Regions from separate parts of the Homo sapiens genome. Here regions 1, 3, 4, 5, 6 and 7 are each linked to region 2. Evidence: chromatin contacts called from ENCODE Hi-C or POLR2A ChIA-PET data. All regions are on one chromosome and are shown on one strand. The core of a region is the stretch at or near the end of the contact, and the rest is flanking DNA. Distances in the headings are between cores, read along the strand shown. Region 1 holds the start of RAD23B (RAD23 nucleotide excision repair protein B). Region 2 holds the start of SMC2 (structural maintenance of chromosomes 2). Region 3 holds the start of NR4A3 (nuclear receptor subfamily 4 group A member 3). Region 4 holds the start of TEX10 (testis expressed 10). Region 5 holds the start of INVS (inversin). Region 6 holds the start of ABITRAM (actin binding transcription modulator). Region 7 has its middle 20 kb from the start of CAVIN4.

Region 1 (3,793 bases), core at 937-3,436, 3.2 Mb before region 2:
CACCCACACATATTTACCAAAAAGCCACAATATTTCTTTAGCTTTCAATAATTCTGAAATTAACTGAGTATTATAAGCCGATTAAGTTACTGGGGCACCAACATTTGTTACCACAAAGAACCAAAGTCAAATAGGCATTTTACGTAGTTTGTCTGAAATCATCAAACAAACTCCATTTTAACTTTCACCCTTCAACTTATTAATGCACATTAAGCAGTAAAGAAATATTCAAGAGAAATTAGATTCTATTAGTACTGTCAGTCCACAGGGTATTGTCAATTACTTCTGAGGACACTGAAAAGTTTCTCATGTATAACTGAGATCTCCTGTACTTTTAAGAAGTTAATCACACAGCATACACCCACATATAAATATTCTGAAATCAAATAATTTTGTACCAAAATCCCAAAAAGGCTGTTTCTTAAAAAATTAAAGATGTACAAAACTTAAGATTAAATGAGATAAGTAAAACGTAACACTGTATCTCCACTCAAAGGAATCCATTGTTTAAATAATCGATTCCATTTACTGACCACCAAGTAAATACATACCATCTAATCTTCACATCTCTGCAAGGCAGGTATTATCCCTATTATACAGAGAATGAAACTAACCGTAATTTGCCCAAGGTCATAGCAAATAAGTTACAAAACCACAAATGGAACTCAGGTCTACTTAACACCAAAGCCCCTGATCTCCACCCAAAATAGAATCAACTACTTTTAAAAATAGAGTTGGGCAGAAAGCTGCTGGTTTAAACTTAGTATTATGACAATCTTGGCGGTGTATTTCCGAACATAAGCAGTAAATTTACACTCACAGCGTTTTTAGATTCTTGGCATAAAGTTGTACTGACCTCAACAGTGTCTCTTTATGCAGTCACAAATACAGAAAAATGTATAATGTGGACTTCTGAAATGTTTAAGGCTTTAACTGCAGAAAGGATTCAAAGTTGTTGTTTTTTGTTTTTTTTTTCTTTTTTCCCCCTTGAACTGCTACTGTTTGGGGCATCGGGGGAGGGTGGCTGCAGCGTTCCAACTCCTACAATTCCAAGATTTCTAACACAGAAAACCCGTTAAATCTGAAGTTTAGTTTGAGCCTGGATGGCTGTGAAGAGCTCTAACAGCTAAAACCATCACCAAAGAGGCCTCAAAGTGCAATCTACGCAAGGGTGTGGGTTTGGTGGCGGGAGGAAGGCAGCAGAACGATTCATTTGCAAATAAAAGGGTAAACAATTCTGAGGGGAAAGGGGCAAATTCATTTTCACCACCACTCACCTCTCGGCGGCAAACGGAACCTGATACTTTTTTTTTTCTTAAGGCTCATCTTCTCGGGTTACCAACTCTGGGAACTAAGCGGCTAACCAGGTCCACACAGGGGTAGTGGCGACGCCTACGTCTCCCTCCCCCACCTGTGCACCCATACCAGAAAGCCAGGCTCTACGGCTGAGACGGCCTGGACCTTCCCATCCCCCTCCGGCCCCGCTAGCACGAGCTCCTAGGCCCAGGCCCGCGGGCGTGCGCTCCACGCCATCTGCCACCAGGCCTTCGGCGTCCGGCCACTGCTTCCCCATTCTCCTGCCACAAAGCCCACGGCCAAGACAGGAGGATCGGCTCCGCTGTACGCCGCCAGGGCCGGCACCAGGACCCAGGGCCCTCATCGCGCCCTCCGGGGCTTCCCCCGCTGGAGCGCGCCGCCCGGCCCCACGAGCTCCTGGCGCTCCCCGCGGCCCGCACGCGGCTGCCCCTGCCCCCGGCCCGCGCGCATACCGTCTCCTCGGGGTCAATGTCTATCTTGAAGGTCTGCTGCTGGAGGGTCTTCAGGGTGACCTGCATGGTGCCGCCGCGCAGCTCGGCTGCCGGGCCTGCGCCGGGTGCTGGCCGCTGGGCGGGGTCTGTGGCCTGGCGGGGCCCCGGGGTCGCCCGCGCTCCTCGCGCTCTGGGGAGGAAGGCGGTGGGGGTGGGGGCTTGTCACATTCGCCCAGCGGAGCGGCCTCTCCCCCAGCCCGTGCCCCGGACCGCGCCGCTGCCTCCGCGACTGCGGCCTTCCCCGCGAACTCGGGCCGCCGTGCTTCCTCACGCGCCGAGCGCCAGCCACGGAGTCTGCAGAAGGCGCGAGGGGGTCGGCGAGACAAGCAGGGAATCCGCTAGCTCACCACAGGATGGTGGCCGCCATCATCGTGACTCGCCGAGACGTGCCCCCTCCCCCACGCGAAAAACCTGGGGGGATGGGGCCGGGCGGGCGAAGCGCGCAGGCGTGGGGTGCGGCGACGCTTTGCGCCGGCGCGGCCGAGGACTCCGCCCCAGAATTGGGGGCGGGGCGGAAGGCGGTCCTGGAATGTCGGCGGCCTGGACCCGGATTACGCAGGCGCGTTCCGTGGGCGGCAAGGGCTCCTGGGGCTTCCTCCTAGCGACTATTGCTGGGGCGTTCTCTCCGGCTGCCGCGGCTCCGCCTCTGTGCAGGCTCCGCCCGGCTGCCGAAGTTACGCAATGTGTAGCCCGGGAAGCGCTTCGTGGAGACCCGGCAGAGTGGATGCGGAGCCCTGGAGCGGGGGAGTAATCGGGGCGGAGTTTAAGTGAAAGGATGGCGGTAACCACAGTCTGGGGGCCAGCACCCGCGGGGCGCTTGCTGCGGGGCTCAGCCCTGGGGGTGTCGACTGATTCTTTAATCCCGACAGCACAGACTCCTGAGCTGGACTGCCCGAGTTCAAATATTGTTTTTTCTCACTAGCCTAAACAGATGGACCGATTTAAAATGAAGGTCAAGTTCTGTCACACCTCGGGGTAGAACTGTCCAGTGTTTCCCCATCTAGCCCCGAGTTAAAGTCAGAGTTATTAGAACGGATGCATTAGCCCCTCGCCTTTCTCCGAGTCGCCTTACTCTCCCCACTGGTGGATTCTAGGTTGCCCCCGGCTCCCTTAACATCCTTGCTCAGATATTGCCTTCTTGGTGAGGTCTGTTCTGGCTGCCTTACTTAAAATCCCAACTTCCTATCTCTGTTATCCTGCTCTGTTTTCTTGTATAGCGGGTATCCCTTTATAATTACCCTGTAATGTACGTATCTCTTGTTTATCATCTTTCTCCTTTTCCTGTGAACCCCAGACTGAAGCTGCACAGAGGCAAAGATTTTGCTGTGTTCACCCATGAACATGCCTGGCACATTGCAGGTGCACGGTAAATATTTGTGGAATGGGTGAATGTGCTTCTGGATCCTCAGCAGTAGAATGAGAATAATAATGTCACTCATTGATTATTGGAGGGGGAAGTTGAATATTGTATGTAAAATCATGATAAACAGTCTGTAAGCAGTTAGCTATTAGTAGAAAGTCCGTTTACAGATAGAAAACTGAAGTACAGAGATGTTGAGTAATGCACCTGGAATAACCCAGCCAGTAGTAAATGGCAAATCCACAATGTGACCTCAGACAGAATGACTCCAGAGTCTGTGTCCCAGGGTGTGCCACTATTCCCCTGTTTTTTGTTTTAAAGATTATTCTTATTTTTTTAAAGCGTCTGACTGTCATCCACGCTGGAGCGCTGTAGCACAAACACGGCTCACTGCAGCGTCAACCTCCTGAGCTCAAGAGATCCTTCCACCTCAGCCTCTTGAGTAGCTGGGACCACAGACACACACCACTGCTTCCCAGCTGATATTTTATTTTTTTGTACAGATATGTTCTCCCTATGTTGCCAGGGCTGGTCTTGAACTCCTGGGCTCAAGTAATCCTCCTGCTTCGGAGTCCCAAAGTGCTGGGATTATATGTGAGCCATCGCTCCCAGCTATTCTCCTCTG
Region 2 (3,643 bases), core at 377-2,876:
TTGAATTGTTTCCTATTCATTTTTTAATAAAAAGTTACTTTGCAAGATATAAGGAAATACTGTCCCAAAGATTTTCACTAGTCATTCAATCCATTAATAGGATTTGAAAAGGCATCATTACACAGGGTTGAAAATACTCTGGAATGAGACTGCTTTACAGTCAGAATGCCTGAGTTTTGAGGCACTGTTACTTCTAAACATCTCTAAGTTTCTATTTTCTCATCTAAAGGAGTAATATTACTTTCCTTAAAAGGTTGCAGTGAGGTGTAATTTACAAAAAGTATAAAAACACAAATGAAGAGAATATCGGGACGTCTCCAAAGTTCAGTGAGGATTCTCCTGCCAACTTAAATTCAAATAAATCAGAAAGTTTACACTTTACCTGAGACAGGTTGGAGATGCCCAGCAAAAAGCAGATGGAGTCCAATATGTTGGATTTCCCACTACCATTTAAGCCAGTGATAGCATTGAAGAGGGGGTCAAAACCATTGACTTCGGTCCTCTGAGCATAGGACTTGAATCCCTCTAGAATAATTGACTTAATATGCATTTTCGATACTGTCTTGGGTCAGCAAACCTCTGACAGGAATCAAACAGGCCACAAACCAGTTCTGTACGAAACAGAAATACCACCACCTAAGTGGAATGTAAACCTGGAATCATAATGAACACGAGGCAAAAACAGCAACGATAGGGTGATAGAAATAAAACAGCCACTTGACAAACTATCTTGTCTGATGTAAAGACATCGTTCATCTACTCAAAAATATACCAGAGTTAGCCACTATCTGGAAATTAAACCATTCAACTGGGAAGTCTTAACTATTTCTTCTACCCGTTTTTCCAGGCTTGCCTTCTACTTTTATCATACTCTACCTAAACAAAGACTATGGATTATTACATATCCCATTATCTTTGCCTATAATGTGCTTTTCTCTGATACTGACATAGCTTACTCTCTACTGCACTCACGTCTTTGCTCAAATGTCACCTTACTGGAGTCCTCCCTGACCTCCCTATGTCACCTCTCCACAATCCTTCACTCGGCTTTCTTTTTCCTTCATGGTACTTAAAGCTGATATTAGACGGTCATTACTTGTCTGTAAGTTCCCGCAGTGTCTTCACCTACGTCCGTCATTGCATCCCCGAATTGTGCTTGACTCCGGGAGGAGGGGAAGTCATTTAAGTATTTACTAGAGATGAGATGTATCTCATATTCTCCAACTTCTTGCTTTTACTCAGGCTTTTACCTCGCTTCTCCAGGCCTGTCTACACCTCTTCGCCCTACTCCAAGGTCGAACAGAAGCTAGCCTTTATTTCTAAGGATCACCTAAGGTCCCTCTGCCACTGGTCCCCCTCCCTACAGCCCCCGCGCCCCGCGCCCCGCCTCCCGCCTCCCGCCTCCCGCCAGGAAGTCTGGCCCGGCCCAACCGGCCGTGCTCACGCACACGCCTCACCGCTGCCTCAGGCCAGGGGCTTGACGCACCCCAAAAGCTCCTCCGGGTCACAAAGGCAGGGAACAGAACAACTCTCTAGCCGGGGCCGCTACAAAGCGAACTTCACCATAGCGGCTACAACACCTGCCACACCGCTCTCAACACCCGCGCCGGAACTATTTATTCCTTTGAATTTCGGCGCGAGCAAAGGACCCCACCTCCATTGCTTATTTCCTGTGCTGGTGCCTAGGAGCTGCCTGTCTTTAGGGTTCAATTTTTCCCCTACACTCGAAGGATTAAAGCCGCAGGGCAATAGAATGAGAGTCTCGATAATGGTAGCTCCGGGGACTCCCCGGCAGGGGCCTGGGCACTACAGGAGCAGATAGTGTATGTTCACACCGGCGTCCGGCACTCTATGGTCAGCCCCACACCTCGGCCCCGGGTCCTCGCGCTTCGCCAGCCCCGCCCCGCCTCGGTCCCTCTAGTTCGCGTTAGGCACACTGCAGACTCCGCCTTCTCCAGTCTGCGGTGCTGGCTGTGGCTTACTTTTCTCTCCTCAAAGCGACAGTTAGGAAGTGGAGAGGCATTCTATGAGTGTTCTCGTCGGTTCTGTTTTGGAAGCTTCAGAATCTTCTCGGGTTGGCTCAGATTGCTGCAAAATAAAAGCTGTACTTCTTGGGGCCAGAGAGGCACCGTCCTTCGGGGGACTCTGGCCCGCGTCCTGGCTCCGCCCCGTACTGGCCTCGGACCTCGGGGAGCGTTTTTATCTGAAGTTTCCACGTCGGAAAGGGATCGTAGTCTACCGAGAGCTGTTCCGAGCCCAGAGGAGAAATTGTGTGGTGCTAAATAGCTATTCATCTCCCTTATACCGGAAAGCGTTGTAATGATAAGCCGACCTAACCTGTTGGGGATTTTTTCTGGAAACCTTTTAAGACAGTTCATGTTATTGAGTTCTGAATATTAGGCTATATTGCAAGGGGCTTTTTAAAATCCACGTAGCAACCCTATGAAATCAGAAATTGCCCTCGTTTTACAAATGAGTTAAATGAGACCAAGTAAAAGGTTAAACAGCTTGTCTAGTAAGCTGGGATTTGTTCCCAGGCGGTCTAGCTCCAGATTGCATGCTTTTAAATACTAGGCTTCATGCATAGAATCTAGTATTATTAGCCGATCCTATTATTAGTATGTATTGTTCTTTAGGAAGAAAAAACGTGTCAGGATTGCTCACGTTTCCAAGCACGTTGATACTTAAGAGTTAGGAAGGGCTTAACTCCGAATGGGTATGGTGTTACCCTAAGTGAGGTTCAAAAAGATGGTGTGGGCAACAATGCTATTTTGGAATGGCTTGATCCTTTTGGGCTTCCATAACAAAATATCCTAGACTGGGTAGTTTATGAACCACAGAAGTTTATTCTTCACATTTCTGAAGGCTGGAATGTCACAGAATAAGGTGTGTCTAGGGAGGGGTGCTTTCTCTTTAGTGGATAGCACCTTCTGGCTCTGTCCTCGCATGGTGGAGAGGCAGAGGCCCTCGCTTGGGCCTATTTTATAAGGACCTTAATCCCATTCCTCACTTCCCAAGATGCCACTTGCTAAAACCGTCAGTTCGGGAGTTAGGATTTCAAAATGTGCATTTTGAGGGACACATTTAGACCATAGCGTAGGTCATGTTTTTAAAGTTGCTTTCTTGGCCCTGGAATGGCAATGCAGTCATCTGAATTGGTCTTAACCTACCAGGAATGGGCTTATATTTTGAAAATATTTCTCGATAAGGGAGTAAAATAAGTTGTATGGGTTTTTTGTTTAAGAAAGGATTCCTTTGTTTACTCTGGTATGCTTATCCACTTCTGTGATGTCAACCATGGGTAGTGACCTAACATTAATTTAATTCAACAGATATCTTTGTCTGCCTTGATTCCTGCATCCCCTGGGCTCCACAGCTATTCACTTGTATTGATTCTGTTAACTCTTACACATTAACTTTGAGCTGTGTCTCCTTCCTTTTATCATTTTGTGAGTAAAGAATTTTAATTTGCCAACAAATCCTAATGTGGACTTTGTCACGTTGTGAAATAAAGTGATTTTTTGGTATGGAAATATGTGTTAAGACAGACTGTTAGTCTTTGCACTTTAACAACTAGCTGATACACTTACGTCACATGGATGAAAACATACACAAGTGCACTGTTGTTGGATAAGGACTCCTG
Region 3 (3,942 bases), core at 537-3,036, 4.3 Mb after region 2:
GTTCAGCGAAAATAACTCGAATAAAGTAACTTCATTCATTGTGCCCATCAGCCACGTTAGGCAGCTTTTTCTTTCCCTAACTTGATTCTATAAAATATTTCCCGGTCGTGGGAAAAGGAGATCCGGCACTGGACTCGCGATGGAATGACGGCTCCCTGTTCTTCTCTCCCAGCACCACAAGGCCCTGGGATCACAGCCCGACATTTCTGATTACTAACTCCTCGCAGCTCTTCCCTCTGGAGAATCCGGACGCATAAATAAATAAAAGGCAATCTCCAAGAACGTTTTTGGAAATCAAGGGACAAATGCGTTCTTCCTCACCACTGCCCCGAGGCTTCCAACAGGTTGGAGAGGTGCCTTTGGAAGTCAGTCTCCGCAGGCTGCGCTCGCATGACCGCTCTCGTCTCACCACCGAGAACTTTCATTTCTACTAAGAGTAAAACACTCGGAGCAACTTCTCCAAAAGCGCGAGTTCTGTCCGTGAAAAAGCATGCCTTTCCCACACCGAGCCAACGTCCAGAGGAGAGGGACACCGTCCCCACACGTGTCAGTGTGCGGGAGTCGCCAATTACACCCGATTTACCTCCTAAGGGAAAAGTGTAAACCGGCATGTCAGCGACGACAGGCAGACGTGCCTAGTGGAACCCCAGGCTCATTTCAATACAATAAGCCACATTCCTACAATTACGCCCTCTTTCCTGAGGTCCTCCGAGTGCGTCTGCAAACTCTGGCCGTCGCTGCCTAGGCCCTTCCCTCCTAAGCTTCCTTCCAGAGAACCAGCTCGGTGCCACCATTAGCAACATTTACTTGGACCCACCAGAGCTCCTATTTTCAATCCTACTTAAAAGGCAGGAAAATTACTGCCGTTCATCACCGGAGCTGCAACTCCCTGCCGCTGCCGCTGCCGCCGCCGCCGCCGCCGCCGAGAGCATCATTACCATGACAACTAGAGCCGAAATACCCTGAATTACATCGCTGGAGCCGCTATAGCACAAATCCCGGTCCTCCTCTTTGTTAGAGGCTTTTCGCCTCTTCGAGTGGGGGGAGGAATCCCACGAGCTCCAGAGATCCCCGCGGGCCCACTACAGGGGAAAAGTTTCAGATCAGAACCTACGGGCCGCTGGGCTAGCAAAGCCGGAGCCGGGCGGCAAGGTCAGGGGAGGGAACCCCACACTCAAAGTTGTCAATTTCAGGAGCGACGCTTCCCAGCAAGCCAACTTTTTTAGCAAGTCCCCTTATTAACTGGGCGAATCTCATACGTACTTGAGTGCTGTGGCGGTTCCGTCTTTAGAGCGAGTTTCTAGAGAGCTGTCCCGAAATCTGCACTGGGGGGGAGTCACAGCTGCTGTCCCGGAAGGGCTGCGGTGTACAAGCCCAGCGGCTCCCGGAGGCGGTGAGCGGCTGGTGGGGGATGCTGCGATCCCGACTCATGGGAGAGCACAGCCGAGAGGTTCCGCGGGCGTCCTGGCTTGGGCTGTGACCAGGGGGGAGGATGCCGCCGCTGTTCCCACCTCCACGGCCACTGCCGGCACCGTCAGCGTTGCAAAGTGAGCCCGGGAGGGGCGTCCAGCTGCGGCGCCGCGCTGCACCGGCAAGGGCTCAGGGCAAGAGGGGTGTGAGCGCGCGGGAGAGCGAAGTGTGTGTGCGGAGCCTGTGTGCGCGCTTGTGTCTGTGTGTGCGAGTGAGGGAGCGGGTGTGAGCGCGTCTGTGTATGGGGAGCGGAGGAGGAGCAGGAGCTGGAGGGGTGGGGGGCGGGAGGCAGGAGACTCCGCTCTCCCGGCTGCGCGTTCGCTCGCTCTCTCGGCACGTCATTTATGCCACAGGAGCCCTAGCGGCCTCTCCATAGAGTGCCTGGAATGCGAGACGTCAATGTGACGCCATGGGACGCTACGTCACCCTCCTCCTCCCTCCCCTGGCCCAGCCGGTTCCGCGTGTGCGAGGGAGGGTGTGTGTGTTCGTGTGCGCGCGCGCGCGCGCGCGTTCCTCGGCCAGTCGCACGGCCGCACAATGGAAACTCCGCCGCACGGCCGGCCCCGGCCTGGGGGCTTCTCTTTTTGCAGCGGAACCGCTCGCCAGGGCGTGCGTCTGCGGGAGGGTGCAGCGGCCTGCCCACGGGTCAGGCGGGACCGCCCAGCTGTCAGGCTCGGGTGGAGTAGAGTTGGAGGAGTGCTGCTGGCGCGCCTCCGAGGCTGCCCCGAGGCACGGAGCCAGGGCGAGGGGGGTAAGGGAGAGGACAGCTCTTCCGAAAGGGAAGGCTCCGCCAGCCAGCTTCTGACCAGCTCCAGTGACCTGGCAGCCGGTGCAGAAGGCGTCTGGCACCAGCCCGAAGACGCCCTGAGGTGCAGCTGCACTTTCCTCTTGCATAGGTTCTAAAGCTGTTTACGTTGCTCCGGTCCTCTGCGCCCAGGCTAATCCCCCCTCCCCGCATCATTTACTGGGTGCGTGTTTCACACAGGGATGCAGATGGTTCCGGGGATAAGGTTTGATTTCTTTACACGTACGGCGTGGGTTTCTTAACTGGACACGTTATAACCCAGCGAAGTGCACATCCATCATGCACACGCGCGCTGCAGCAGAAACTACTCTGTGTGTAAAACAAACACACACGTGTTGAACAGCTGAGCGGGTCTGACTATTGCAAATCATTCCTCCTCCCCGGCACCGGGTCAGAAATGGAACTCTCAACTAGCACTTTCACTTTTTGATGGTTGTAGATGCCCTCCGCCCACATCTCCCAAATTAAACATTTCGAAATCAATCAACAGGACTTATTAGTCAGTCCCTCGCTAGGGGATTTGCTTTGGTCTCCTCGGACACATTTGTCATGAAATGGTGTGCCGAAAGCCTGGGTGACTGTATGAAGGAGAGCAATTTCTTCCTGGAAATGATAAATTTAAGTGTAAATTTCTTGATGAAAACAAAATTTATCAGAGTTAAAGACCCCTAGTCCCAAAGGTTGCTGCTGAGTGAACGCAGTCTCTTTCAGAAATGAATTTTTGGACAGGAGAAAATATTTGAGTGAAACAATGCAGATAGAGTGGTCCCCATGTGGTCCGCTTGAATCACAAATACCGTTTTATATGTTTGACCTGTCCCAATTTGTGTGTGTGTGGCGGGGGCGGGGGGCGCTGCGCCGAGGGGAGATACAAGATTCCTTTGTAGACAGCACACATTTCAGAATCGAAGAAGGTTCGAGCTAGGACCAGAAACTTGAAAACAAACTACATATAGGTAAATATGGCATGTATATCTTTCTTCGCCTCCACTTCCAATTCAGACACGGTGGTGCGGAGAGGATCGTGGGAGAATGCCCCGAAAGTTGACCCAGCCGAGAGCAACCGAGTCTCTGCACTGCGGCGGGTTCCAATCCAGCCTCGGAAGGAAGGAGGGCGCTGCTACATTGTATCCATTCAAAGGCTTGAAGGGGGGGAGCAGGACCTGGAGCCGCGCGGCGCTGACGCACGCGAGGCGCGTGATTGACGCAGGCGATGTTACTAAATTCGGCGGTTGGCCGGGACCCGCCGCCGGCGCGCGCCGCAGATAGCGGAGTAGGTTCCCCTCGGTCACCCCCGCCCCTTCTCCATTCAACGCCGCGCGGGGCGGGGCAGGGCGCGCGGGGCGGGGCGGGGCGGGGCGGGGAGCGCGCGGCCGCGCCAGGATCCGGCCGAACCAAATATAGTCGGGCCTGGCTATTTTTAGCCGGGTCTCGGGCGCGAGCCCGCCGCGTGAGGGGGCGCCCTGACCCCGCCGGGAGTGCGGAGGGGGCGGGGGCGGAGTCGCCATCTTGGACTCGGTTCGACCAGGTCTGGTGACCGGCGACGAGGGGCCGGGCTCGGCGCCGGGGGTCGGGGTGAGTGGGTGCGAGCCGTGGGAGAGAGGGGGGGCGCTGGCGGCTCTCTTCGTCCGGCGCGGGCTGTGAGAAGTGAGCAGGGCGAGGCGCGG
Region 4 (3,930 bases), core at 761-3,260, 3.7 Mb after region 2:
GGGAGAGTGGAAGGAGGAGTGCTCAGATGGTAAGAGACTGTGTCAGAATATGGAAGAGCTTGAGAACTGATATGGTTTGGATATTTGTCCCTGCTCAAATCTCATGTTGTGTTGTAATCCTCAATGCTGGAGGTGGGGCCTGGTGGGACATGCTTGGGTCATGGGGGTGGATCCCTCATGGCTTGGTGCTTGTTTAGTGATAGTGAGTTCTCATCAGATTTGGCTGTTTAAAAATGTGTGGCACCTCTCTCTCTCTCTGTCTCTTTTCTTTTGCTCTCTCTCTTGCTCCTGCTTTCAACATGTGACATGCCTGTTCCCCCTTCACCTTCTATGATTGAAAGCTCCCTGAGACTTCACCAAAAGCAAGCAGATGCCAACATAATGCTTCCTGTAAAGCCAGCAGAATCATGAGCCAATTAAACCTCTTTTCTTTGTAAATTACCCAGTCTCAGGTATTTCTTTATAGCCATGCAAGAACAGCCTAAGGGAAGGCCCTAGAAAGGACTCTGGGTTTTACTCGAAGTGAAATAGGGAGCCATTAAAGGGTTTTGAGCCAAAGAGTGATCTGATCTAACCTAGATCTTAAAATAATCACACAGCTGCTCTGCTGATACCAGACTGTAGGGGGAAGAAGGACAATAAGGGAAGCAGGAAGATGTGTTTGCAGGCTTTTTGCAGTGATCAAGAAGCGGCTTGGACCAGAATGGTAGCAGGGGAGGTGTGTTAACTGGTGAAAGTTAGGATGTCTTTAAAGGTAGAGTCAATCTCCAGATGGATTAGATGTGAGGTGTGGAACAAAGAGGCCAAACCAAAAACCCAAAGGTTTCTGCTTGAGTAACTGCAAGGACAGACTTACTATTTGAGATGAATAAGCTGTAGGAAGAGTAGATTTCAAGGGGAAAATCATCAGTAGCTCTGTTTTGGACAAGTTGACCTTGAGATGTATACTGGATATCTGAAGGAAACATTGAAAAAACTGTTGGATACAAGTTTGGAGTTCCAGGGACTTGTCTGGTTGGCAATAAATCTTTCCTCTTCTGATCTAGTCTCATAGCTTTAAACAGAATATAATGCCACATAATGCCAATGACTCCCAAATATTTATGGTTATGGTCGATTCCAGGCAGATTGTGGTGATGTGGCCATATTGCCAGCAAAGGGAGGTCAGGGTTTCTAGCGCTGCCTCTTTATCTCCGATTATGGAACAGGCATGGTTTTAGTTCCAGTGCTTGGGTCTCCCTGGATTTAGACATCATTCCTTTGAATTCCCACCCAATATAATGAGGGTCAATATCTTCGCTAGCTTTACTAAGTCTTAATTATCTGGTGAGGTGTAGACACAAATTTGAATCAAGGTCTGAAGTCCTTACCTGGGGCTCTTTCTTCCATGCCATCATGCCAGTCTTTGTGAAGACATTTTTCAAAGGCTCATTCTTCTTACCTCTTTTCTAGGAATTTTAGTTTATTTCTTTACTTAACTTCAGAAATTAATTTCTCACTTCATTTTAGTAGCAGGAATGTTAGTGCTGAGAAACTGAGATGTTAGGGAGAATCCTTGACCAAGACTTCCAGGCTCTAGATACTAGGTGTGTCTTGCTCTAATTAAGGAAATCTTATCTGCTCCATCTTAGCCCAGTTTAACGTCCCCAGGAATTCCATCTTCTGCAGTCCTAAACTTTTCCCTTTTTCAATTCAGTGCAACTTATACTCTTCTCTGAAAGTGGCTCCAGGTCTGAAGAACTGTGGTCTGGGAGGAATAGAAAAGCATGCTCAGCTATAACCAGGCCCACATCCCCTAAGTTGCCTGCCCACCAAGTTACGGGCCGGACTTATGCGCCACGCTTTGTCCGGGGACCTCGCGCTGTCCTCCCTCCGGTTCCCACAGAGCAGGGGGCTTCCGGCGGGGTACCCTCCTCTGTGGGCGGGGCCTACCGCTCCCGCTCCCGCCTCCCCGGTTGCGCGCGGCTGCGGGCTGCGATCACGTGAGCACAGCAGGGAGGGGGAGGGGCCCTGATTTCCGGGCGGCGGAAGGAGACGCGGCCGCGTGAGGACGAGGCTATTTGAAAACACGCTCCGGGAGCTAGAGCCTGAGGTCGGCGGCGCACGCTGTTGCCCCGTGGGCTTCTGCTCCCTCGCTTGTCTTCTCGGGCTTCTCGCCCCGGCCGCGGCCGGGTCCTCAGGTAAGCGGCCGTCGCCCGTCGGGCCGGGTCCTCCCGGGGCGCGGGACTGAGCGTGGTGGGGCCGTCGCCCCCCGATCCGCGGCCCAAGCGGGCAGGGTCGGCCGTGCACGATTTGCGTCCCCCGGGTCTGGGCCGCGGCGTCCCTCCGAGCTGGGCCTGGGTGTGCGGCCGGCACTGCGGGGGCGGGACCCCCTAGGGCGTTTGCGGAGCTTCAGGTGACTGGGCGGGTTCGCCTGGTTTCGGGTCCGAGAGAGTTTTAGCCCGGAGTGTGTGAATCGGGCCCCACTTCCCCGACTCTGGTCCTGGCCGGCGTCCCTTGGAGTAGGAGGAACGATGGTTTCCTAAAACCCATGGTGTGTTCGCCTCTGGGATGGATGCAGGACCGAATACGGAGTGGGGATGAGCTGGCGTCCCCTGTTCCGTCCTCTGGTCGCCCAGGCGGGAGAGTTAAGCGAGCGGAAGGGGACTACCAGTTTTCTGGGGTCGCCCCTGCCTGGGCCATTTGCTTTTTGGGAAGTCTGTCGCCTCTGGTTGGCCCCTCAGTGGAGTTTGGAGGAACTCATGAGTTTAAGGGTTTGGGGAGGAAATTATCAAAGGCCGAGTGCAGTACGATCGTTCTCTCTGATTTTTTTTGGAAAAGAAGGTGGAAATGAGGAAGGGTAAGAAGGTGGCAGGCAAACTATTTATAGTTGGAATTTAGTTCGATTGAAATCCTAAAAACGCTAGGATCTGCCTTTTGTTGGAATTAGAAAAGACCTACAGTAGGAATGTGTGACATTCAGCTTTGAAACTATTGGGGATCGCAAACCTAAGGACTAGTGATGTGAGCTCCTCCTCTGAGACTGGCGTTCCTACCTTTTGCTAAAAACCGGCTACTGTAAAAGTGGCTTAGTGGGACTTTTTGATTTGCTGTGTTATGAAAATCTTTGTTATAAGTTAAAGTCAATTACTAGTAGAACTTTGAGAGTTCTTCGCATGAAAATGCTTTGTATCCCGTAATAATATTACTAGGTTTGAAAAGTCAAGGAAGGTCAATCAGCCTTCTTAATTTTCCTAACAGAGAAAGCATTAATGTGACTAATACAAAGCGATAGATAATATGGCATGAAGTTGACAGTAGACTGTTGAAGATCTATCAGGTGGTTAATGGCTAAATAGAACCCACAGGAGTGGAGGAGGAAGGGAGTTAATTTTTCTGAATGTCCTGTACCATTTACTTTCGTGTCTAGTACCAGCTAGTAATAAAATTGTAGGAAAAGCTCACAAAGTGTGCTTGCTTAATTAATGAAAACCATTTTTGTATTAAAAGAGGCCAGGTGAGTATCATGGCCTTCTTTTTAGGCCTTATTCCCTCCCACCCACCCACCCACCGACCCCCAGCTTTTTTTTTTGTTTTGTTTTGTTTTTTAAGACTAAGGTAACTAGAGGTGTGGGTGAGATGAAAATTTGGTAATAGGGACAAATGAAATAAGCCAAACTGTTTTGCCACGAAGACTTCCAGTCTTCAGGTTAATTCTGGTATGTTAAAGGTGGTTTTGCAGAGCTCAGTTCTGTGAATGAATCCCTTTTCAACTTCTTGATAAAGGCGTGACTTCCAAACTTTTCTGAGGTACATTGTTAAAATGGGTTTAGTTCCACCTACCTTGCATGGTTCTGTGCAGATTGTATACTGAGGTACACAATGCATCTAGTACCGGGCTTGGTATGTCCTGATCCTGAGACTTGAGGGACACGCACATGTTTATGCTTT
Region 5 (3,684 bases), core at 13-2,512, 4.0 Mb after region 2:
GTTTGTTGGATGAAAGGTCACAGGCTGAGTGCTAAGTCCAAAAAGTGAGCAGGATCAAAGTTTAATTTCTTGAATAATGAGTTCATACTTACAAGTCTCTGCTCTTTTAAAATTTCCCATTTCAACTATCTTTGGGCTCTGTCAGGGGCGTGGACAAGAGATAGGAGCACTAGTCTAGGAGTTAGGCCGCCTTGGTAAGAGTATTGGCTCTATCACTGTCTAATTTTGTCACCCTGAGAAAGCCATTATGCAGGGCTCTTTTTTTTTCTTAAGAAAAAATGTATTTTTTGCCCCTTTAAGAAAATAAATCATTTTTTATAGAAAAAAGTCAAAACCACTTTGATAAAGTGCTATAAAATGCAAAGGTGTCATCATCCTTGCCTAATTATACAACAAGCCCGTGTAATAAATGCTCTAATAATTATAACCGTACAAAACTAGAGGTACTGCAGTCACACTCATAGGAAGAGTAATTCTGATTAGGACTAAAGGGTTGGTTGTTCGGGAAGTTCTCAGAGATGGTGACATTTAAGATAGCATTCCAGAGAGAGAACGGGTAAGGCCATTCCAGGCAGCAGGAAAGCTGAAGCAAAGGCGGGAGCAGGGAGAACCACAAAAGCACAGTGTGCCTCCTGGGTACTAAGCAGAGATCGCGTGGGCTCCTGGACCTCACTGAGTGTTTGCAGAAGAAGCCGCAGAGCTACCTGGGGCCAAGTTAGGATCCTCGACTGCTTTGCTAGGGAATTTCGTAATTATACTGGAGGAGCGATCCACGCCTTAGCAGCAATCACTCACACAGTTTTCCAGTTTACGACGTGCTATCCCATCCCGTACCACATCTACTCCTTACAGGAGCCCTCAGAGACAATCAGGGATAAGTCATTGACTCATTCAACTGAGGCCCCGAGTGGTGGCTCTGACTTTATAATGCAGGAATTAGAGCAGAAAGAAGAGGCAGCGGGCGAGGAGGCCAATGATGGAGGCTCAGGCCACAGCCTAGGCCAGGAAGGCCGTGAGTCTGCAGCAGGGGCCAAGGCGGTGCGGACCGAATGATCTGAGCCTCCCCAGCCAGGCCCCCTCCTACTCACCCTCGCCTCCTCCAGGACTGACGTCCCGGGGGCGGCTCCAGGAGGCGCAACCCGGACCGGGCCGCCCCTCCTGCCGGGCCGGTACACTATATCCAGCCAGGTCAGACCCCACGGCGCTGAAGCTAGCCGAGCCCCTCAAAAGGCCGCCCGAGGCTTTCGGCCGCACATCCTTCTGGGAATTGTAGTTCCCATCCTCTGAAGCACCGCGTACACCCGCCCTCCGCCCTTCTATCCCACAGGACCCCGCGCGCAGAGGACTCAGTGGACCGGGGCCGAGAGCCCAATGGGAAAGGAAGTTCTAGATGACGGACGACGTGCGGGGTGAGGCTAGTGCAGGACTACATTTCCCGAAGTGCACCGAGGTGGGCAGGACCCGGAAGTGAGGGTGTGAGAGGCCTCTCTGGAAGTTGTCCCGGGTGTTCGCCGCTGGAGCCCGGGTCGAGAGGACGAGGTGCCGCTGCCTGGAGAATCCTCCGCTGCCGTCGGCTCCCGGAGCCCAGCCCTTTCCTAACCCAACCCAACCTAGCCCAGTCCCAGCCGCCAGCGCCTGTCCCTGTCACGGACCCCAGCGTTACCATGCATCCTGCCGTCTTCCTATCCTTACCCGACCTCAGATGCTCCCTTCTGCTCCTGGTGAGTGAGGGAATGACAGACCCATCGACAAACGCACGAACGGCCTCCGGCCCTCGCCCAGGGGGAACACTGCTACTCCTGCCCCTGCTTTTCCGTCTTTTCCTGCAGTGTTTTGGAGTGCACCCTCCCCCGCTGCCCTCACTCTCGCCTGTCGGCTTCCAGGCGCGGAGTCCCCGAGGCCTGAGAAACCAGTGTCGGGGGAGAATGGGAGAATTAGCCCTGAGGGACTGATACGTAGTCACGGCGTAGGAGCTTCCCCTTCTCCCCGAAGTCCGGGGGTTTCGGTTTCGAGGGCTAGTGGACCTGGTGGTAGCTTGAATCGGAAAAGACCAAGCATAGACCTAGCGTTCCTTCCCACCCTCTCCATTTGGGAAGAGTGTGAGGTCGACAGGTGCTGGGGTTGTGTGACTCTCACTGGGTCTAGATCCCTGAAGCGGTGCCCGGGTTGGCAGATCCCTCTGTTGTGGCTTGATGCGATTGGTTGGGAACCCGGAACTGGAGACTGGTTTGGATTCCACTGGGAGAATAGAGTTTGAAGGGTGGAAGGTGTGGTTACCTGACAATCTCAGCTCAAGGCCTCCCTCAAATCTTATTGCAACGTATTTCCCCATGGAAGCAGATTTCTTCTTCATTGCGCCTTATTTGAATATGCATTCATTCCTAACTGCCTAACCTGCTCAGCATCATCCCATCTTAAAAGAATCTTTCCCTAGTCCCTCTTGCCCCAGAGTACGTCTTGAGTGTGCAGACTAATTGATCCAGGCTTCAGGTCAAATTGAGACAAAAGCGAAGGACTAAACACGTATGGCAAAATGGCTTATATTTAATTGGGCTGTTAATTATAATGTAATATTTGAAAGTACCTTAATTGTAGTAGATTTTTAGAAATTCAGATTTAAACATTAAGAACTACTTTCTTTACAATTTAAGAAACGATTTAGTGACGCATATGAAGTCACACAGCTAGTTACAGGCAGAGCTGGGATTAGAAACAAGTCTCTTGACTTCCAGTGCTTATTCCGCCATATCCCATTAAATGTTTAATATTTGTGTTTGAAATAGTTCTTTCTTTTCTTTTGTCACTTGGACCTTTTCGGAAAAAGCACTGTAAAAAACTAAATGGCATGTCAAAGTACTTTTGAGAACAAAAAGTTGTGTATAAACATTGTAATATTAAATGATAGAGTGTCTTATTGCCACTTCTTATAAGTATACAACAGTGAATGACTTCTGTATCGAGGAAAATATTCTGTATAGTGTTGTTTCTTGGTGATTTCATTATACACTGTGATACATTTTTCCTTCTAGAAGTGTTAGAATAATACCATTATTAGAGACCACTCTCTCCTTAAGAAGACTGGATACTAATCTTATCCACAAAATGGCTTGAGTTATGAATTGTGTGCACTTTTAGGAAATCAAAAAAAAAGGGCAAAAATCTTAAGATATTGTAAAGAAAAGTTGAGACACTGAACAGGCAAACTATATCAGATGCACTTTCCTCAAATGGTATGGTTTGGTTGTAAAGCTAAGTTATGAAGAAGAAATAATTTATTTTGGAATAACTCATGCTTTTTATAGAAAAACCTAATCTTGTTAAATATGAGTTTTTTCCCAAATAGAATCTAGATTTAACTAAAATCTAAGCATTTTGTATAATTATCTTTCTAAGCAAATGTAAAGGCATAAAAATCTGGAAAATATGTTAGAGAATACCTGTAGATATGAAAAGGCTGAAAAAGCCCCAGAAAAGGTTTAAACTAGAATTACAAGTCAAACTAGATTTAATTGGAATACAGTGTTTACCTAGTTTTAATACTCATATGCTAGTTAGCAAATATTTATAAAACATCTATCCTGTCTAATCGCAACTTTGAGTTGCTTACTTAACTGGTAATTCTCTCCTACTGATGGAACCTACTTACTCAGTATTCTCGCTGTCTAATAATTTGTCCTCTTTGTT
Region 6 (4,114 bases), core at 873-3,372, 4.8 Mb before region 2:
ACTGGATTCTAAGGTTCATTGGATCTGTCATTACCATGAATATAGAGGATGTAAGTAGATAATCACAGAATTACAGGAACATACCCGCTTAAATTTCCCAGAGACCTTGTTCTGAAGTCTGCTACAGTTGGTACTGATCTGATAGGAAATGCTTTTAATTGTTTTTCCACTTTGAAGAACTGGATGAGATTCTGCCAATGTGATGACACATATTCTACAAGGAGAAAAAGTTGATCCTGTGTGATTGCTTGGAATAATTTTTCCTCCCATAACTCCTATTGGAACAAGAATGTATGAACTGGTATTTGTTTAGTCAAACTATCATCTTCCCCCTTTTTCCTTTGGCTACTATTGGGGCATAACTGTAGAATAGAGAATACAATAATAAAAGAGAAAACAAGATTGAATTTCTTTCCCAGGAAAGGGAAGAGTACCAGAGGTCTTTAGGTAGGTAGCACTGGGGTAGAAGACAAAGAAATAAGGCATGCCTGTGTATACGAGATACCATACATGTCTCTACCGTAGCCCTTTCTGTGGGCTCTGAACAGTTCAGTAGTTGGGCACAGACTGGCCACTTCAAGTAGCAGCTGATGATGTGGTCCTCCATTTGGATGTTTGAGTAATCAAATTTATATGTTCAGAGTGGCCAGGCACTGGAATACTCATTCTTGCCAAACAAACTCCTATAATAATACCATTTCAACACAGTAGAAGATAATTAATGCATGTTTGTTTAGTGAACATTTGTTCAATCCAAGACCACAAGACCATACCAGGCTACAATACCAGGAAAAAAAAATTTTTGATAATTTAAAATTCCCAATTTGCTTACCGGTTAGAGTGCTGTAGTATACAGTGGTCCTCACAAAATTTTCCTTTGACATCTAGAAGAATACATGAGTCTGTTGGTGGCTGAAATCAATATTTACTACCACTATGTGGTACTTTCTTTGGGTCATATAGTTGATAATGAAGACTGGACACATACATGCTGCATGCTGATCACGGGTATCCCTTCATTACTCAAAAAGACATACCTAAAGGTTTCCTAGAAAGTATTTAAAGAGATCTGGCCCAGATAGAATAATTTATTCAACATTAAGGTAATTAACTCCTTGCTCCATCTTACTTTACACTCACTTCAAAATGAGTACACGTAGTATTTTTGCTAGGAAAATGCAATTAGCATCCCGTTCTTTATGATATATATTTTTTGTTGGTGGTTTCCAGGACTGTCCTGATGTTGGTGCAAGTCCGACATTCTGGGAAACCCCTCAGTCATGGGTGAACTAGGACAGGTTGGTCACCCTATGTTTGGCCAACAGAAAATATGCTACAATATATATTTTTTAAACTGAGTATAACCATTATCACTGAATGAAAGGAAGAAAGGAGAGTCCCCAACGATGCTCCCACCACTGGTTCTGCTTACACAAAACAGTACAAAAAGAATACCTACTTCTAAGTGGCAGATGGCGTCTCTTAAGGTAAATGTATAGATTCTTCTTCTTTCTAAATGTCTCTAATCTAACCCACCCTCTTCTCGCCATCCCTACTGCCTCTACCTTAGTTTCGATCTGATCATTTAAATAATTTTATGTATCGCTACTCCCTGTGAGAGTGAGCCCCTCAATCCCTCCAGGCACTTAAGGACTGTTGCAACCTAGCCCTCCGCCTACCTTTGGGGCCTCCGTTTAGAGTACTCATCTTACTGCGAGCAACACCCTAGAGCTCGCACTGCAATCGCCGGCCCCAGAATGCGCCCTGAAGTATTTCAGGCCACCAGGTCTTTGCAAATGCCATTCCCTGGGGCTAGACGGAACACAGAAGTCCAGTGCCTTCTGACGTGGGGACGGAGAGCCAGGGAGAGCGCGCGTGGCTTATGATCTGTCAACATAGTCTACACAGCATTAGGCCAGTGCGGCCAAGGAGGGATCAACATCACTCCGCACTTACCCGGTTTGTACCAGCGAGTGAAGTATCGATCCACGAGCGAAGGCACCACCGGCTCCGCGGCTTCGGGCTCGGTAGCCATGGCGACCTCCGGCGCCGCCACCCCCGCCCTCCGGGACCCCAGCGCTTCCTCCGCGCAGCCCGGACTGGGCGTGCTCTTCCGGCGCACAGCGCGTGTCGTGCGCACGCGCGCTGCTCTCAGGTCCGCAGGTTCCACCCCCCCCCCCGCCCCCCCCAATTACAGTGCTTTGGGGTTCGACATCAAAACAGAGATCAAATACAAAAGTTTGGGCAGATGGGCAAGAGGGCAGAGGGACAGGGGACGCGGCCAATGTAGCTCCTCTACCTCTACGGTGCCAGGCCTACAAAGAAGGCCGGCCGCCGTAAGTGACCAGAAGCGGGCCCGGCCTCGCCCCCTCCGCCTGGTGACGTCACTCCCGCGCCGCACTCCCAGTGCTGCGGCTGCCTAGTTGACGCACCCATTGAGTCGCTGGCTTCTTTGCAGCGCTTCAGCGTTTTCCCCTGGAGGGCGCCTCCATCCTTGGAGGCCTAGTGCCGTCGGAGAGAGAGCGGGAGCCGCGGACAGAGACGCGTGCGCAATTCGGAGCCGACTCTGGGTGCGGACTGTGGGAGCTGACTCTGGGTAGCCGGCTGCGCGTGGCTGGGGAGGCGAGGCCGGACGCACCTCTGTTTGGGGGTCCTCAGGTAAGCGATCCATCCAGGGTAGGGGCACGGGAGTGGACCTCTCCGCCGGCGGTGTCCGGGTGAAGGAGACCCGGAGCCTCCTCTGCCTGCTGCGGGCCGGGGACTGGAGTGCGGGCTGCACCACCTCTTTCCTAGAGCCTTAAATTCTTTTTGCAGCCTTGCCACCTGCTCCATCGGGGGCGCTGGGAGGCGCGACAGCCCAGGGATGCCTGCTGCCCCTCCAGCCGGACTTAACCCAGCCTCTTGATTGCTTGCAGGGGGTTGATAATAACGCTGAAAGCGAGAGTATTAATTCACGATGGAAGGCGGCGGTTAATAGAGGCTCGGGTGCTGTGGTGCGGGTCCTTTCTCGCGTGTGAGACTTTTTCGTGGAGGTGGTGTCCTCTGTGCTTCTCCATCTAACGTGGTGTTTTACGTGGCTTTCTCTCCCGTTAACGATGATCTCCGTGGAGACAGTGGCTGAGTAATCTTCAGATCCCAGTACTTAGCAAGTGCTCAGTCGGTGTTGGATGTAGGCCACAAACCGGATCGTAAAGAATTCAACTGTATATTGACAGCCACGGAACTAATCAATGAATAGATCCGTATGAAGAGTAAGCAAAAAGGCAGCAAAGACAGTTTTTCAGCTTGGGGACATAGAGTAGAAATGGTCTGTCCCCAAATAGTGGGAACTGTCATTTGGGGGAAGAATAGCAAGTTCTTTGCTTTCCAGGTCGCATTTGATGTGCATGTGAGACATGCTTGTGATTCTATCAGGAGGTTGAAAATGTGGGTTTAGTGGTAAGTTTGGGCTAATTCAGTCAGGGCTAGGCATTTAGGCCTAATCAGCGTATTGGTGATCTACCTGGTATATGTAATCATGCATGTGATGTCTAGCCAAGAGGTGGATAGTCGAAGGAGCAAGGGAAGAAAATGAAGCAGTTATCAGGAAATTAAGAGAGAATCCACGATTGACCTTTGGTGTGGAGGGATCTTTAGCACATTTAAGAACTGCGAAGAGTTTGAATCAGTGGAGGCAGGAAGGTTGGAGGTTGCAGATGTCCAAGAAAGAGTACTAATAGGCCTAGGTCCTGTGGCAATATGGAGGATATTCCTTTCCTAGCCTGGAAAGAAGTGGAGGGAAGTCTTCCTCCGAGAAGATAAGGGAATAAGGCTGATGGGTGTGAAATTTCAGAGAAACTAGTTTTGAGGCGTTTTTATGATGTTTAAAGATGAAAAACGCAGCCAGGCACGGTGGCTCAGGCCTGTAATCCCAGCACTTTGGGAGGCAGAGGCGGGTGGATCACTTGAGGTTAGGAGTTCAAGAACAGCCTGGCCAACATGGTGAAACCCTGTCTCTACTAAAAATACAAAAATTAACTGGGCATGGTGCCGGGCGCCTGTAATCCCAGCTACTCCGGAGGCTGAGGCAGGAGAATCGCTTGAACCCGGGAGGCAGATGTTGCGGTGAGCCGAG
Region 7 (4,149 bases), core at 113-2,612, 3.5 Mb after region 2:
GTTGTAAGAATATGCCTGAGATGGTCAGTGGGAAAAGAACAGTTTCCCTCTCCTGATACTCCTCTGAATTCAGCTCTCTCAATATAATGGCACACATAGGAAGTGTGCTGAGAAAGAATCGCTTAGAATTGAGTTCTGCTGGTTGGTGGAACCAGGATTTCGACAAATCTGAATGTAGGGGTAGTCGTGGTTTCTAAGAGTTGAGTAAGCTCTTTTGTTCCATGAAAGTGTTGCCTGCTTGTAGGTTGGTTTGCATAATGCTGCAGTACCAAACTAAAATTCTTCTCATTTGGAAGTGTGAATCCATATCTCAGAATCAGTAGTGAAACAGACCATCCTGGTGGATTTGCAAAGCAGGACTTGGCTAAAACCTTGAATTCATTATCTGTCCATAAAGAAGATATGAGGTCAAAGAATAGAGATGGGAAGAGAGGTCAAGTGAGGATCCTTTGGAGAGATCTGCTGAACCCGCAACCAAAGGAGGTGGTGTGAGGGGCCTGCTTCTAACCTCAAGCTTACCAAAGAGGGCCTCTGAGGGACCACTCAGGGAGCTTGCAGTCCAAGGGATGCAGTGCACTGCTGTTTGATTCCCATCCAAGAAATCTGGAGGCACAATGGTGCCTTTCAGGTGTGGCAAATTCTGAAGGCTGATTTTTTTTTTCTTGTGGAGCCCTTTCAAAGTTTCCTCAAGCAATGCCTCCCCTCCAGCGGACTCCTGACGACAACCCCCTCAACTTACGCATCTGACAGTGAGGCCCCAATCCCCTTCTGCTGAGCTCTCACCTTCGAGAGGAAGTGTCTTAAGGAGAATTTTTTTCCAAGTAGCCAACTCCCTACCACTGACCCGCTTGGCCCAGGAAAAACTCAGTCATCATTGCCCTCTTGTCATCATATGGACAATTTGTTCGTAAGTCTAATTCAACCAACGAGACAGAAACTGCAAAGCTTAAACAGCTCAGTCGCCAGCCATAAATAAAACAGTGCCAGGAGAGAATAATTTTTCAACTATAAGGAGACCAAGACAAGGGAATAATTTACATTTCTGGTTTGCGTGAGTGGAGCTGCGAAAATAGCCCATCATATGTACATCACTATATTTTAACAAATTTCCTATTGGTAGACGGCTAGACTGCGACAGGAATTAACAGGAATTCCTACAAAACAAACCGGACTCAAGCCGGGCGCTGAACCTGGATGCTGACGGAGACGGGAAGAGAACACCCGCCCCGCAGACCTCGGCGCCTGCGCCGGCTCTGCACCGGCTCTCCGCGGCGCGCATGCGTTACGCCATTAGCGCTTTTCATGTGGCTCCTCCCCGGCCCCGGCGCGCTTACTGCGGGAAATGCAAAATTCCCTCCTCCTGCCCGCGGAGCCGGTTTCAAGAGAGCGAGCGGTGGGTTCTGGAACCACCCTGTCCTGCCGGAAGCGTACGCTCCCCCGCCTACCTGGGGACTGGGCGGGGCTCCAGGGAGAGAGGCCAGGCCTCCGCAGCCCCACCAGCTCCGGCCAGGTGCGTGGTATTCGAGAGTAGATTTGTTGTGAGGGTTAAAGTACTTAAAGTTCCTTGCCTTAAATAAAGAGCATAATAAATTGTGGCTGTTGTTACCTGCTTCCGTCACTTCTGGCGCCTGAGATTTGGTTCTTCCTCTCCAGGATTAATTTTGTTTGCTCAGTCTTCTTCCACCTGCTCAAGAATTTTAACCAGTTGCCACACCTGCGGCCTTCGCTTTACCCCTTCTTGGCTGGGCCTTCTCCTTCAGCTCATCTCCCCCATCATTTACAAATACCCTCCTGTTTTCTGTGCTCTGTCCCTACCTACCTCTCCTGTCCCCATCTCATGAGCGTTATCAAAGGTTATCACATTTGTCTCTTCTCCTCCCACCCCATCTCCCCAACTCACTGGAATCTGGCTGCTTCTACCCACTCCACTCAAACTGCTCTCAGCAAGGTCCTCAGCGACCTTGTCATGCACCCCAATGAACACTTTTCCATGCTGCTCTCTCTGCAGCTCCTGACACATCTATCTGAAACTGCTGCAAATCCCTCTGTCATCCACAATGCTCACACTCCCGGTTTTCCAAACTCTCTGATCACTATATTTGCCAGAAGTGTGTCTTCCTTCCCCTGCCCATTTCTGTTGGCTCCCACACACATGCTTCCTGGTTAGTTGTTTTTTTTTCACACTCCACACTTTTATGGGGTGAAGATCTCCTTAATGCCATTGTTTTTGCCTTGCTGATGACTCCCAAATCTGTACCTCTAGTCTAGATCTTTCCTCTGAGCTTCAAACTCCTGGCTATCCCACAGGCACCTCAGACTTAGCACCCCCAAAACATATCTTTTCCAGCAAACCTGCTTCAACTTCTGTACACTTTCTTCTTTGTCCCTCTTCTCACTGGATAACATCATGTGCTGTCTCAAGCCAGAAATCCAGGAGCCACCTTAGACTCCTCCCTCTCCATCATGCCCAGCTGTGGGCTGGCTTCCCTAGGAAACAGACTCAGAGATATTGTAGGTGGCTTATTGAGTGATGCTCTCATGAACAGCACCTGTGAGGGCTGAAGGATGAAGGACAGAGACAAGGAGTTGAACACTTAGTGAGGTTTAAACCGGGGCCTCAGCCAATGCTATGGCAAGCTCTGGACCCAGGAAGGTCCTTCAGAGCTGTTCCACGCTGAAGCCAGAAGCCACACACATATCCCTCAGTCAACCCGTCACTCAATGTGGGCTGCTCTCAGGAGGGGGCATGACCTTGGGTGAGGTGGCTTTCTCTGCTGAGGGCAATTCCTGGAGACAGACTTGGGCGAGAGCCATCAGCCGTCAAAACTCCCAGCATCTGGAGGGATGAGTGCCAAGTCTTAGAGGGAATGTGATTGTCACCATAGAACCCACTACATCCCTCATACTCGGTCACCAAGTGTTTTATCTATTTCTACATTTTAACTTTCAAATAAAATCCCTCCCTTTTCAGACTACTCTATCTGAGGCACCATGGCAGGGACAGAGCAATGGGCTGAGCAGACACGGTGCCAGTGCTCAAGAGGTTTACAATCTAGCTGAGTGAATAACCACCTAAATATATATTTTTAAACTACAATAAGTGTTCTTATTGTGTAACAGGGGAGGCTTTCCCTGTCAGGGAGTGACGTAGAGGCAGGGAAAGCTTTCCTGAAGAAGTATCATTTTCAATGGAATCTGAAAGATGAATAGAAGTTAACTAGGTGTATTCTTAGTTGGTTGGGAGGGGAGTGGGAAGAGTGTGGACAGGCAAATGGAATTGCCTATGCAAAGGTCCTAAGACAGGTGGGATAAGGCATTGGAGGACCTGAGAGGCCAGTCTCTGGAATGCAGAAACTGAGGAGGAAGAATAAGAGATGAGGATGAAGTTAGGCACGCAGGAGCCAGATCTTGCAGAGCTCATATTTGAGCCTTTTTTTCCTAAAAGTTATGAAAGCCACTGGATGATTGTGATCTCTGTGTAGTAAAAATGCTATGTCTTAGTTAAGCAGAATATGCAACTGCCCACAATCAAAGTCGATAAAATGGATCATATACATCTACAAAATGGTTTCAAGTTAAATTCTGTTAATGTTAAATGCTAGGGGCAAAAAAAAAAATGCAATGCAGATACCACTATTACAATAGCCTCCTTCTCTATCTCTAGAGGCTACTTGTAGTCCCTCTAAACAATAACACCTATTTTTGACTGCTTACTAAATGCTAAGTTTGCTAAGTGCTTTCCATAAAATATCTGGCTTAATATAACACCTTTAGGTGGGTACTATTTAGAAACTGGGTTCAGATAATATAATTTGCCCAAGTTCTCACAGTCAGTAAATGGCAGACACAAGCCAATTTTCCAGTTATAAAGCTAAAGCTCTTGATTGTACATTGAAATACCCCACCTAAGCTTTTGGAAACACTCAACTTCACAACTTTCAGTATCTCCATGCTGCCTTCAACTTCATTCCACCATGCCCTTCGCAGTAGACTCCCTTTGTAAATCAATGCCAACCTGATGCAAGCACAGGTTTGGAATACACACACCCTTAACACCATACAACAAACCACAGCTACCTTTTGAGGGCCACCACTAGAACCAGGACACTTTCTCCTGGCTCATCCCACCTGATACTTTTTCTCCTCCTT

What was found. Hi-C counts contacts between places; a loop is a spot of excess contacts on that map. ChIA-PET counts read pairs that join two places held with the same protein, here RNA polymerase II (POLR2A). Pooled maps may share reads with other maps.
Region 1: a map of CD8-positive, alpha-beta T cell shows a loop between it and region 2 (7-fold over the local background). The contact joins the promoter of RAD23B here to the promoter of SMC2 in region 2. A Hi-C loop is called at or near these places in 3 of 168 maps with a recorded cell type or tissue (CD4-positive, alpha-beta memory T cell, CD8-positive, alpha-beta T cell and OCI-LY7), 4 of 37 single-sample maps with no recorded cell type and 12 of 50 pooled maps.
Region 3: a map of naive thymus-derived CD4-positive, alpha-beta T cell shows a loop between it and region 2 (9-fold over the local background). The contact joins the promoter of NR4A3 here to the promoter of SMC2 in region 2. A Hi-C loop is called at or near these places in 1 of 168 maps with a recorded cell type or tissue (naive thymus-derived CD4-positive, alpha-beta T cell), 1 of 37 single-sample maps with no recorded cell type and 10 of 50 pooled maps.
Region 4: a map of sigmoid colon shows a loop between it and region 2 (12-fold over the local background). The contact joins the promoter of TEX10 here to the promoter of SMC2 in region 2. A Hi-C loop is called at or near these places in 1 of 168 maps with a recorded cell type or tissue (sigmoid colon), 1 of 37 single-sample maps with no recorded cell type and 12 of 50 pooled maps.
Region 5: a map of CD4-positive, alpha-beta T cell shows a loop between it and region 2 (9-fold over the local background). The contact joins the promoter of INVS here to the promoter of SMC2 in region 2. A Hi-C loop is called at or near these places in 2 of 168 maps with a recorded cell type or tissue (CD4-positive, alpha-beta T cell and naive thymus-derived CD4-positive, alpha-beta T cell) and 9 of 50 pooled maps.
Region 6: a map of CD8-positive, alpha-beta T cell shows a loop between it and region 2 (17-fold over the local background). The contact joins the promoter of ABITRAM here to the promoter of SMC2 in region 2. A Hi-C loop is called at or near these places in 4 of 168 maps with a recorded cell type or tissue (CD4-positive, alpha-beta memory T cell, CD8-positive, alpha-beta T cell and naive thymus-derived CD4-positive, alpha-beta T cell) and 9 of 50 pooled maps.
Region 7: a loop to region 2 is called in a map of CD8-positive, alpha-beta T cell, with 9 times the contacts of the local background. The contact joins the enhancer-like site here to the promoter of SMC2 in region 2. A Hi-C loop is called at or near these places in 3 of 168 maps with a recorded cell type or tissue (CD4-positive, alpha-beta T cell, CD8-positive, alpha-beta T cell and naive thymus-derived CD4-positive, alpha-beta T cell) and 9 of 50 pooled maps. POLR2A ChIA-PET finds 5 or more read pairs at or near these places in 1 of 52 experiments (OCI-LY7).

The regions. Positions count from the first base shown.
Region 1 is chr9:107,281,672-107,285,464 of GRCh38, reverse strand. It overlaps RAD23B (RAD23 nucleotide excision repair protein B), which reads right to left and starts at 2,186. Exons shown (of 10, transcript NM_002874.5): 1 at 1,770-2,186. The coding sequence starts at 1,835. RefSeq lists a silencer at 1,648-2,207 and an enhancer at 2,698-2,857.
Region 2 is chr9:104,092,292-104,095,934 of GRCh38, reverse strand. It overlaps SMC2 (structural maintenance of chromosomes 2), which reads right to left and starts at 1,626. Exons shown (of 25, transcript NM_006444.3): 1 at 1,458-1,626; 2 at 383-611. The coding sequence starts at 550. It overlaps SMC2-DT (SMC2 divergent transcript), which reads left to right and starts at 3,461. Exons shown (of 3, transcript NR_121580.1): 1 at 3,461-3,643. RefSeq lists enhancers at 1,006-1,673, 1,892-2,211, 1,674-2,343.
Region 3 is chr9:99,819,729-99,823,670 of GRCh38, reverse strand. NR4A3 (nuclear receptor subfamily 4 group A member 3) reads right to left here and starts at 1,786. Exons shown (of 8, transcript NM_006981.4): 1 at 1,264-1,786. It overlaps LOC101928438 (a long non-coding RNA gene), which reads left to right and starts at 3,782. Exons shown (of 7, transcript NR_109802.1): 1 at 3,782-3,850. RefSeq lists enhancers at 556-1,068, 3,471-3,942 and silencers at 1,643-1,692, 3,574-3,942.
Region 4 is chr9:100,351,022-100,354,951 of GRCh38, reverse strand. TEX10 (testis expressed 10) reads left to right here and starts at 2,010. Exons shown (of 15, transcript NM_017746.4): 1 at 2,010-2,180. LOC105376177 (a long non-coding RNA gene) reads right to left here and starts at 1,902. Exons shown (of 4, transcript NR_188642.1): 1 at 1,371-1,902; 2 at 857-955. RefSeq lists enhancers at 1,683-2,317, 2,722-2,771 and a silencer at 1,832-2,381.
Region 5 is chr9:100,096,821-100,100,504 of GRCh38, reverse strand. INVS (inversin) reads right to left here and starts at 1,262. Exons shown (of 17, transcript NM_014425.5): 1 at 1,089-1,262. ERP44 (endoplasmic reticulum protein 44) reads left to right here and starts at 1,505. Exons shown (of 12, transcript NM_015051.3): 1 at 1,505-1,721. The coding sequence starts at 1,665. RefSeq lists a silencer at 989-1,198 and enhancers at 1,439-1,578, 1,589-1,658.
Region 6 is chr9:108,932,408-108,936,521 of GRCh38, reverse strand. ABITRAM (actin binding transcription modulator) reads right to left here and starts at 2,122. Exons shown (of 6, transcript NM_017832.4): 1 at 1,957-2,122; 2 at 833-884; 3 at 85-214. The coding sequence starts at 2,035. ELP1 (elongator acetyltransferase complex subunit 1) reads left to right here and starts at 2,398. Exons shown (of 37, transcript NM_003640.5): 1 at 2,398-2,658. RefSeq lists a silencer at 1,896-2,175 and an enhancer at 2,926-3,155.
Region 7 is chr9:100,596,049-100,600,197 of GRCh38, reverse strand. No RefSeq gene overlaps it. Among named protein-coding and RNA genes, the nearest start is that of CAVIN4, 20 kb to the right of the region's middle. RefSeq lists an enhancer at 1,157-1,451. Within about 2 kb of position 1,362, at least 17 of the 41 ENCODE cell types and tissues checked have a DNase peak (open chromatin) inside an H3K27ac peak, as active enhancers do; they include CD4-positive, alpha-beta T cell and CD8-positive, alpha-beta T cell, where a contact is called at or near this core.